2 separate regions of the Homo sapiens genome follow, and region 1 is linked to region 2. The links are chromatin contacts, found by Hi-C or POLR2A ChIA-PET in ENCODE. All regions are on one chromosome and are shown on one strand. Each heading gives the region's core, a stretch centred on a gene start or an enhancer-like site at or near the end of the contact. The rest is flanking DNA. Distances are from core to core; before and after follow the strand shown. Region 1 overlaps HMGA2 (high mobility group AT-hook 2). Region 2 overlaps HMGA2 (high mobility group AT-hook 2).

Region 1 (5,623 bases), core at 1,301-3,800, 35 kb after region 2:
TAAGAAAAAAAAAAAAAGATAAGGACTTATTAAAGCTGACATGGACTGTGATTTTTGCACTCCGTACCACACACAAAGGAGGGCATCGTGGTGACACCACCCCTGTGTTTGTATTTCTTGGTTCCATTTAGAATTCACTGGCCTCTTCTACTGCAGACCTGCTGTTTAGTCTGCATCTGGAAATTAAACCCAGAGCTTCAGCTCTTAGCATTAAATATTGAACTTTCTTCCAGCACACACCCTCATCCATGCCTGTATAGTAAGTCTGATTAAACTCAAGACATTTTAAAATTCCATCAGCCTTAGGAGTTAAGTTTGGATATTGGGCTGTCTTCCTCCTCCTTTTTAATCTATTAGAAGAAGTGTACCCAAAGGTATATATACCACATGCATCATGTTGAACCAAATTAAAAGAACAGTGATATGTGCAAACTATATTTCTGGGTTTTAGTGGAGTTTTTTTCCAAACTTAGCTAAAACAATGAGTTACATTTATCAAATTCCTTTTTTCATGAACAAAAGAAAAACTAAGGCAAAGTAAGTGCACTTTTCCAGTAGTTATAATAAAAATATAGTTTTCCAACTCTGCCCACCCCTGTTCCCCACTCATCAGTTTTCTGCCAAGAAACCTCACATGTTTCGGCCCGGTACCTCACTTGTCTTTGTAAAGTAGCTGCATGATGGCTGGGAGCTTTTCGGTGTTTAGAGGCCTTAGTGGCTGGTGCTCATAAAAATGTCACCGTGCACTTGCACTTTGAAAAGTCCTTTCATCTGAACATTCCTGAAGCCCCATTCCAACAGGTAAGCCTTCTTGACCAAAGAGTGGCTGTTTAGCCTTCCCACCCTGCCACTAGACCCTAATGAGATGTGTGCAACTCTTGGCTACAGTTTTCATCTCCTTATTACTTCAAGGCTCCTCTTGGGAGCTACACAAGCTCAAAGGTCCTTTGACCATTAGGTGACAAATGAGAAGCAATTTTTTAAAAACATGTCAAGGTAAAAGCTATTGTCTATAACACACGGCCATGTCTTTTTTTCTTTTTTTTTCTTTTTATTTGAGACGGAGTCTTGCTCTGTCGCCCAGGCTGGAGTGCAGTGGCACCATCTCGGCTCACTGCAAGCTCTGCTTCCTGGGTTCACAGCATTCTCCTGCCGCAGCCTCCCAAGTAGCTGGGACTTCAGGTGCCCGCCACCACGCCTGGCTAATTTTTTGTATTTTTAGTAGAGATGGGGTTTCACCGTGTTAGCCAGGATGGTCTCGATCTCCTGACCTCGTGATCCGCCTGCCTAGGCCTCCCAAAGTGCTGGGATTACAGGCGTAAGCCACCATACCTGGCCCCATCCATGTCTTTTAAGTTATTAAAGATGATCGAAGCTCAGGGGTCCCTACCAACTCCTCAGTTACAGAAACAGGACTCTTTGGGGATGTCGGAGCCAGCTGCTTATTCTCCATGTCACCTGTTTCTGTTCCCTCTTTGCACCACAGAAGCACCCTGTGTTAAGTCTGGCCGAACCATGACACTTAGGAGAGCTGAGAATGGGTTTTCCAACCTCATTCCTGACAGGGAGGATTTTTCTTCTCTTCATTGAATGCACACTTGTCGTACAGAATCCGCACATGTAACCAAAGACCAAGTCACTGGGAAGGTGAGAGCTGAGGTTTGCAGAGGTGGGAAAAGCCACCTGCCCCACCACATCAACCCTTTGGGAACCATTCCTTCCTTTGAAGGGTGGCCAGCCAGGGCTATGCCAAGAAGAGAGAGCTCTCCACTAACTAGACATTTGAGAAAACCATCATTCTGAGCATGTGAGAGCCACATTGCCTCCAAACCTTTAATGAAGTGAGACTTCCACCCTCTGACATCCTAGTCATGTTCCCAGTACTAACTGATAGTTACTAGTAGAATTCTAAGGTCAGCAGAAAGATACATTAATAAAACAACTATCCACATTGTCTTATCCACATTGTCTTAAGGACAGTTAAGGAAACAATATGACCTACCACCATTTTCATCTGAATTGTGTCTAAAGGGTTGGAATTCAGGAGTTTCAGCAGCTCACATCAAGCAAAGTTTCTGGGAATGTTTTGAAAAGCTGATCACATTCCATCTAGTACAAGGTCTTTGTTAAGTTCATGGCCTGAAAATTCTGTTTCCTTCCGGATTTGAAAGTACCTTGGTTTCCGGATAGTATAGAAAAATCAAACAGTTAGAAATTGAATAATTACAGCACAATCCAGGAGGTTTGCCAGCTTGACTGAGTTCTATCAATTTTTTAACCGTAAGAAGGAATAAAATATACTTGCTGGCTTTTATGCCGTGGTCTGTTTCAGAGTAGTCACCTAAGTCCACACCTCATGTCAGAATGAGAAGTGAATCATCTGGGGACAAACGAGGTGTGTATCTGCCTAACAGCTTAGTGACTTTCTGGAATTTAAATATTAAGTGAAAGGACAGGGTCACAGGGCAGCTGATCTTTGGCTCGTCTCTCTTTCGTCTGCCCATGGCTTTGATCATGCTACATCCTCCTTTGTGGCCAGGGCTCCACAGAGAATCTCAGGGTCATGGCCTGTTGCCTAGTCAAGAGGTATAAACCTGCTGCTTAAATATGTGAAGCCCACAGTTTGGGGGTTGGGAGTTAAAGGGGAGGTAGCCTCATACGTTCCACTTTTCCCACAAAACCCAAAGCAGACTAAACAAAACCGGTGTGAAATCTCATGACTTGATGCTGCCGTGGTTATATTTTTCAAGCTGTAATCCATTCATTTGTATGTGTGTTTATTCCCAGGATTTACAGCTCGCTCAGTCTTCGGGGGGAAAGAGAATATTTGAAACCTTTTGCAAAGGGTTTGAAGTATGCAGTGGCCTGTGATTAAAGCCCAGGATAGAGTGTGTGTGTGTGTGTGTGTATGTGTGTGTGTGTGCATTCATGTGAATGTGTGAGTGCCCATTCTTGTGGGGTTTTTTTCTCCCATTTGCTGCTTTTACGCAAAAGCATCACACATGGTAGCATTTAGGAGCCCCTTCACAGCTGAAGTGTTTCAAACACTAATGAATGGAAGTTTGGTCATATAATGCAGACAAGCTTTAAGGCATGCTTTACTGAATGGTGTACTGTAGTGACCTGGGAAAGGAAGAGAGGTATAAATTGTGTCGGTTAGCCACCCAGACAAAATGAAGCCATGTGGAAAATCAAATCTATTAAAGTATGAAGACTGTTATAAGCTGTTTTAAGCTGGCCATTCTTAAAGGGGCTCGGTCTGCTGCAGGAGTAAATGTTTACCTCTTCCCCCAGATCTTTTTCACATGCCGTCTTATGAGACAATGTGCAGCATTTGATAAAAATCATCCTCTCACTAACGACGCTTTTATCGGAAATGTTTATTGTCTCCGCTTTACCACCCATGTCCTGAAAGGTACTGCACATTTGTTAAATAAGCAAAAGGAAAGAGAACTTTGCGGCTCAAGCCGGCTCGCAGAAACCCCAACAAATTCCAGAGCCATAAGGAATCAGAAAAAGGAAAAGGGAAGGAGGAGTTAGATTTATATGAAGAGGGGGCCTTGCAAAAACATATATATTAGATTTTCTCTGCTTGGCTAGCCCACCATCAAATGTTTGGTCGATGCGGATTAGTATTGAGATTGAGCAGTTAACGCCGAACTTGGGTCACTGTCTCAAAATGTGCTTTAATAAATACAAGGGGGAGGAAATGGATTTGGGAAGGCTCGTTGTCAGCTCTGCCCCTGCTCTCACACTGCCTCTGCACAGTGGTGTAGGGGTCACACACAGGTGTTGGCACCAGTACCAACCCGACCCAAATCCTGGTCCCACACACCCTGTAATTTTGGGCACATTACTTGTCTGTGCCTTGGTTTTCTCAGATGTAAAACAGGAATATTAACAGAAGGTGCCTAAGCATCTGGTAAGCACTCTAAAAATACCAGCTATTATTACCAGTATCTGGAGGGTGGGTTCATTTATACCTTAAGAAAGGATCCCCCTAACTCTATTTTTCTTGTGTGCCGGTTTTTAAAACTGATGAATGGCATGCTGTCGGGAAAAATTTATCCATTCCTACTTTTTTTCTAATTGGTGAGTAAGCGTGCATTGCCCTGACATTCTCTGGACAGCAAACAATTGAATTTGCTGACCAGCCGCCATGATGTCAAGCCTTAAGTCAACAGTGGCTAATGACCGCTCTGGGAAAAAACAACACCTTGATTCCTCAATTACGGTTTAAGAAGCCCTGGGAATGAGGGCTCGCCAGTCATCGTCATCCTCTTTTGAGGCAAGCATAATGTGCTGTGGAAACAGGTTACCTCTGCACTGTTGGCAAGAGCAGCCCACACAGTATAACGATTGAGCGTCATGGCTGTGCCCTTTGTGTGTTCCAGGAGGAAACTGAAGAGACATCCTCACAAGAGTCTGCCGAAGAGGACTAGGGGGCGCCAACGTTCGATTTCTACCTCAGCAGCAGTTGGATCTTTTGAAGGGAGAAGACACTGCAGTGACCACTTATTCTGTATTGCCATGGTCTTTCCACTTTCATCTGGGGTGGGGTGGGGTGGGGTGGGGGAGGGGGGGGTGGGGTGGGGAGAAATCACATAACCTTAAAAAGGACTATATTAATCACCTTCTTTGTAATCCCTTCACAGTCCCAGGTTTAGTGAAAAACTGCTGTAAACACAGGGGACACAGCTTAACAATGCAACTTTTAATTACTGTTTTCTTTTTTCTTAACCTACTAATAGTTTGTTGATCTGATAAGCAAGAGTGGGCGGGTGAGAAAAACCGAATTGGGTTTAGTCAATCACTGCACTGCATGCAAACAAGAAACGTGTCACACTTGTGACGTCGGGCATTCATATAGGAAGAACGCGGTGTGTAACACTGTGTACACCTCAAATACCACCCCAACCCACTCCCTGTAGTGAATCCTCTGTTTAGAACACCAAAGATAAGGACTAGATACTACTTTCTCTTTTTCGTATAATCTTGTAGACACTTACTTGATGATTTTTAACTTTTTATTTCTAAATGAGACGAAATGCTGATGTATCCTTTCATTCAGCTAACAAACTAGAAAAGGTTATGTTCATTTTTCAAAAAGGGAAGTAAGCAAACAAATATTGCCAACTCTTCTATTTATGGATATCACACATATCAGCAGGAGTAATAAATTTACTCACAGCACTTGTTTTCAGGACAACACTTCATTTTCAGGAAATCTACTTCCTACAGAGCCAAAATGCCATTTAGCAATAAATAACACTTGTCAGCCTCAGAGCATTTAAGGAAACTAGACAAGTAAAATTATCCTCTTTGTAATTTAATGAAAAGGTACAACAGAATAATGCATGATGAACTCACCTAATTATGAGGTGGGAGGAGCGAAATCTAAATTTCTTTTGCTATAGTTATACATCAATTTAAAAAGCAAAAAAAAAAAAGGGGGGGGCAATCTCTCTCTGTGTCTTTCTCTCTCTCTCTTCCTCTCCCTCTCTCTTTTCATTGTGTATCAGTTTCCATGAAAGACCTGAATACCACTTACCTCAAATTAAGCATATGTGTTACTTCAAGTAATACGTTTTGACATAAGATGGTTGACCAAGGTGCTTTTCTT
Region 2 (5,737 bases), core at 1,587-4,086:
AATCGCTTGCACCTGGCGGGGCGGAGGTTGCAGTGAGCCAAGAGCACGCCATTGCACTCCAGCCTGGGCAACAAGAGCAAAACCCCATCTCAAAAAAACAAAACAAAACAAAAGAACAAACAAAAAAACCAGGAAAGTCATTCTCTGACCCACCCCCAGCCCACCTTGGGAAGGATACTATTTAATAGTGACTTAAATTCCTCTTAGGGTAGGGAAGGTCCATCTTGTCTTGGCTTATTCAGGGCAGTGGAAGCTTTACCCACTTCCTACTCTTCTTCATGTTATTGAAGCCCAGTTAAAATGAACCAACTTAGAATATAAAATTATTTTAATATTTCTTCATCTGACTTCTAATCCCATTGTTCTTTTTGCTGTATCTGAAGATAGTCCCAACTTCTCAAATATGTTATTAATTTCTGGGCTGTAAAATGAATATGGAAGAGGGACTCAAATTTTGTAAATGCTGTGGGGTTACAAATCACCAATTGTCCTCTGCCTCTGTGTTGCCTCAGCCTACCGCAAGACCTCCCTACACACACACACACACAGACACACACATCCCTGAAGTCACTCTAAATATCAGTAATTATGAAGTTGGCCAGGCACAGTGGCTCACGCCTGTAATCCCAGCACTTTGGGAGACTGAGGCAGGTGGATGGCTTGAGGTCAAGAGATCGAGACCATCCTGGCCAACATGGTGAAAACCCATCTCTACTAAAAACGCAAAAATTAGCTGGGCGTTGTGGGGCGTGCCTGTAGTCCCACCTACTCAGGAGGCTGAGACAGGAGAATCACTTGAACCCAGGAGGCACCGGTTGCAGTGAGCCGAGATCCTGCCACTGCACTCCAGCCTGGCAGTAGAGCAAGACTCCGTCTCCAAAAAAACAAAAAAAGTAATTGTGAAGTCTTTGGCAACTTCCTGAGGCCTTCCAACTCTCTCCCAGCCTTTCAGAACAGGTCTTCCTATTTTCTTCCATCCCTCTTCTGCCGTTCTGTCATATTTCTAGAGTGGGGCTGGCAATAAAACTATCAGAGAAGAGAGAAACCATATGTTCTGAGGTAAAATTTAACAGAATAAAGAAATTTCCAGCCCTTGAAAATGCCCAGAAGCTTCCAAGCAGACCCTCCTTAAAAGTTTCCATCTACTGTCTTTTATTAAACCCTGGTATTCCTCAAATGTGAAATTCCTTTCTGAATTGTTAAAATATTTTTATAAATAAAAAAACTCAATTAATTTTGAGTAGCTCAAAAGTATCTTTTCTACAATTTCTAAAGTAAAGATGCTACATTTTAGGTTATAAGTTTTTGCCACCAGGTGTGACTCTAACTATTCTTCATATCTTTTGTTCGCTCAAACGTGTCCCAAATTTGAAAAAAATTGACTTTTGGACAATTTCTAATAAGCATTTGGGTGGTCCTGAGCAGGAGGAACTTCTAGTTTGTGAAGTAGCTAAGGAAAACATCTTAGGCAATTTTTAGTTCCAAGAACTTAGCCTGACCAAGTAACCTGACTTGCAGCTTAGGCGTTTAATTAGGAGCAATTTGGACACCAGAGTTCCGATTCTGCTCTTGGTGCCATCTTTTTCTTTGGGGAAGTGTTCTGCTTACAGCCTATATTTTGTGAACATCGTTTCCTGTATATCTTTGTGTCTAATACGGCACTTCAAACATAGTAGGCATTTGGAAATTGCTCCCTGAACTGAATTAAATGCAAGGTTAATTCATGGTTGTACATGATCAGAGTTGGAGTAAAAAATGAAATAAAATGAAAAGCACTATCAATTAATCAGGTTAAGTCATGTCAAGCGATCATTAAGTTTTCGATGATCTTGCAGATCTTTGAGAGAATGCGGATCTCGGGCATTTTCAGTTGTGTGCACTGACACGTGAATGTGTGTGTGCCCTCACATAAGTTCTTACATAGCAGAAGGAAGGAAGTTGTGAAAGGGGAGAAAATAGAGCTATTGACTGCAGAGCCATAAAGCTGTTTTTAGAATGACTGCTTCTGTTGTATTGGGGAACGCTTCCTTTGAGAGGGGGTATATTATGCATCCTCTTTCCATTAAGTCTATTTTTGGAAGAAATTACAGAAGATAATATATTACCAGCTCCCAGGGATCTCTTATCAACATAGCCTCTGTTCTCATAACACACCTGCTTAGAGCAAAATAAATTATTCTGTCCTCAGGAATGCCAACCCCAGACAATCAAAATCTTCACTAAATCCCTGTATTTATTAGGGAAGCTCGGATTTTTGAAAAGTGTTAACTCCGCCCCTAAAAGCAGTAAGCGAGAGATAACAACAGTGGAGTCTTGTGGTTGAGCATTCAATCAGCTTCAACAGGGGCAAAGTCTAGGAATTGTTTTCAAAACAGTGTGGGGCTTCCTACTCAGGGGGAGGATTTATCTGCATTTGGCAATTACTCCAGTTACCTTGGAACAAGAAATTTACTTCTCAGTAGTTTTGCAAATTAAGTGTTTAACTTCGTCTCTATAGAATTAATGCCTCGGAGGTGGGGAGAGGGAGGCAGAGGAGAGGCTTTCAAGGCCAGTTCACAAGTTTGACACTTAAAGTGATAGTAGCAAGTTTTTCTCTAACTGCAAGAGTGTGAAGTTCTGTTTCCACCTAATTGCAGTTTGCATCCTGCAAGTGTATTGATTTAGACATTAAAACAACTTAAATGTTTAGCAGTAAAAAGTTGTTTAATCATTAAACCACTACCATTTTCTTTCGCCCTTTAAACCTGCTTTCAATCAGCAAATGCTGATTTGGATGCTGGTTTACAGTCTCATTAACCATGAAGATCACAAAGGAAAGGTTGTGGCAGCAGTGGGAAGCTCTGAAGCACCCTCATTGTCACAGGAAACATTCAGTGAGACATTCAGCTGTCTCACAACACACACAGCTCTGAGAGAGGTTTGGGTGACAGAAATGCAGCCTCCAGTTCCAGAAGCAGCACGCTGTTCATTCCAGGAAAGGAAAAAAAAAGTGCTTTTCTGCGTGACCATGTTGATCACTGTTACCATGCAGTAATCAGGGGTCTTTTTGCCACTTAAGTGTAATGGGAGGAGGGTATATCATTGGAGACTCCTAGGTGAATGGCGTGGATGTTACTCTTTTGCAAAGCAAGGAGGAGTTGCAGTGTTTCATGGCCTTCTTTCAACACACGGGAGTTTTATCACTCATTTTAAACGCACAACTTAACACCATTTTCAAACTGAGTTCCAGCCCTGGATTGTTTTTTTACAAAATGGCCCCTTTCCCCTCATAGTGGGATGGCCATGGGTGCCCATTAATTGCTACACTTATAGGAACTGAATTTATTCCCTTCATGGTAGAAAAACCAAGCCTATTTTCTGAAACTTAATCCTGTGAGCTACCATCCACGGCCATACCAGGCTCCAGGAAGGGATCACAACTTTCTGAAGAGATGAATTGCTGCTTTAACAAAGGCTACGTGTGCCTTTTGATTCCATATTCTGCCTCCACTAGATGTTTGGTTTTGCTGCCAAATATAAAAACCACACTGGAAAAGACAGTTCTTCACTTTTAAGTGGCTGTGTGATAGAAAATTGGTAATTAGTTCAGTTTTGAGGAAGACAGGGACAAACTCTTCTTTACGTTTTATAAAATCACAAATTATCACAGTGATCTCCATTTGAGATGGAGAAATGGAAACCTAGCAAGTTCCAGAGACTTGCCCAAGATCTTGTAGCTAATTATTAGAAGCAGGAAATGGGTTAGAAACCAGAACCCTGATTTACAGCTAATTGTATTTTCGGCTATCCAAATATCTTTACTGGATTAATACAAACTTCTCTTGTCCTCAGGTAATACAAATACCTGTCCTCATAGAAAATAAAGGCTTATTGGTCTGTCTCTTTCTCTCTGTCTCTCTCTCTCTTTGTATCTGTGTGTGTGTGTGTGTGTGTATATATATTTTTTATATATGTATGTATATATAAAATATGTATGTATATATGTATGTATATACATACATATTTCTGTCACCCAAAATATGTATGTGAGTATATATATATATATATGTATGTATGTATATATGTGTATATATTATATATTTTATAAAGATATATATTCAATCATACATTGCTTAACAATAGGGGTACATTCTGAGAAATGCATCTTTAGGCAATTTCATTGTTGTGTTAGCATCAAAGAGTGTATTTACACAAACCTAGATAGTACAGCCTACTGCACATCTAGGCTAAATGGTGCATCCCATTGCTCCTAAGCTACAAACCTGTACAGCATGTTACTGTACTGAAACTGTAGGCAATTGTAACACAATAGTAAGTATTTGTGTATCAAAACATATCTAAACATAGAAAAGGTACAGTAAAAATACAGCATAAAAGATTTTAAAATGGTACACCTGTATAGGGCACTTACCATGGATGGAAATTGCCAGACTGGAAGTTGTGGTTGCTCTGGGTGAGTCAGTGAGTGAGTGGTGAGTGAATGTGACAGCCTAGAACATTACTGTACACTATGCAGACTTTGTAAACACAGTACACTTGGGCTACACTAAATTTATAAAAAATATTTTTCTTTCTTCAATAATAAATTAACCTTAGCTTACTGTAACTTTTTTACTTTATAACCTTTAAATTTTTTTAACTTTTTTACTCTTTGTAATAAAACTTCACTTAAAACACAAACACATTATGTAGCTGTACAGAAATATTTTTCTTTATATCTTTATAAGCTTTTCTCTATTTTGAAAATTTTAATTTTTTTTAATTTTCAAACTTTTTGGCTAACAACTAAGACATAGCACACACATTTGCCTAGGCACACATAGGGTGTGGATGATCAAAATGTCAGTAGGCAATAGGAATTTTTCAACTCCATTATAATCTTCTGGGACCACCACCATATATGCAGTTCATTGTTGAGTGAAACGTCATTATGTGGTGCATGGCTGTATTTATATCCGTATAAAGATTACACATATATAAAGGATGCAAAGACAAAGAGTACATATATATTTATATATGTAGTGTACTGTATATATGCATGTATGTATGTATGTATGTATGTATCTTACTTTGGGATTTCCTTTTTTCTAACCTTCTTACCATTTTAAGAATTGGTCTATGCACAGCAAACTTTTAGAATCGCAATTAAAATATTCAGAGAAGTGGCCAAGTTTTTGTATAGGTGTTTGGATACTGTGCAGACAAGTTCTACATTTCTCTGTTCTCAAAACTCCTTCCTACATAAATACTGAGGACTGTTCTCTGGCCAAAGTTTGTCAAACCATTTCTCTGAGTAACAAGACTTCCTCATGTTTTCCATACTCTATAGTTCAGTGTTGCAGCCTTCCCATACTTGATTTTTAAAGCGGAGTTTTGTTTTGTTTGTTCTTAGTGCATTATGACTATAAAATGTAAAAACCTTTCCTCTTTGAAGATAAAAGGAAGTAATCCTAATTTTAAACACTTACTTGTTTTAAAAAATTGAAAAAAAAGTATCGACTTGATATGTCTAAAGAGACCTATGTATATATGTATTAGATATTTATATACATACATATGTATGTATATATGTAATATATATCATATATATATTTTAGAAATCTGCAAATTTAAAAAGGGAGTGTTTAGATTGCAGAAGACCTATCCCTAAACCCCGAATCCCAGAATTCTTAAGCTAGAAGGGCACTTGAGAGGTGATCTCATCTATAAAGAGATGTATATTTAAGGAGCTAATTTA

What was found. A loop is a pair of places that touch in the nucleus more often than their neighbours do. ChIA-PET counts read pairs that join two places held with the same protein, here RNA polymerase II (POLR2A). Pooled maps may share reads with other maps.
Region 1: a loop to region 2 is called in a map of HepG2, with 2.6 times the contacts of the local background. The contact joins two enhancer-like sites. A Hi-C loop is called at or near these places in 3 of 168 maps with a recorded cell type or tissue (HepG2, endothelial cell of umbilical vein and natural killer cell) and 2 of 50 pooled maps. POLR2A ChIA-PET finds 5 or more read pairs at or near these places in 2 of 52 experiments (AG04449 and HepG2).

The regions. Positions count from the first base shown.
Region 1 is chr12:65,958,851-65,964,473 of GRCh38, forward strand. It overlaps HMGA2 (high mobility group AT-hook 2), which reads left to right. Exons shown (of 5, transcript NM_003483.6): 5 at 4,395-5,623. The coding sequence ends at 4,442. Among named protein-coding and RNA genes, the nearest start is that of HMGA2-AS2, 13 kb to the left of the region's middle. Within about 2 kb of position 2,551, at least 3 of the 41 ENCODE cell types and tissues checked have a DNase peak (open chromatin) inside an H3K27ac peak, as active enhancers do.
Region 2 is chr12:65,923,920-65,929,656 of GRCh38, forward strand. The region is part of intron 3 of HMGA2 (high mobility group AT-hook 2); the gene reads left to right. Among named protein-coding and RNA genes, the nearest start is that of HMGA2-AS2, 22 kb to the right of the region's middle. RefSeq lists an enhancer at 2,507-3,017. Within about 2 kb of position 2,837, at least 4 of the 41 ENCODE cell types and tissues checked have a DNase peak (open chromatin) inside an H3K27ac peak, as active enhancers do.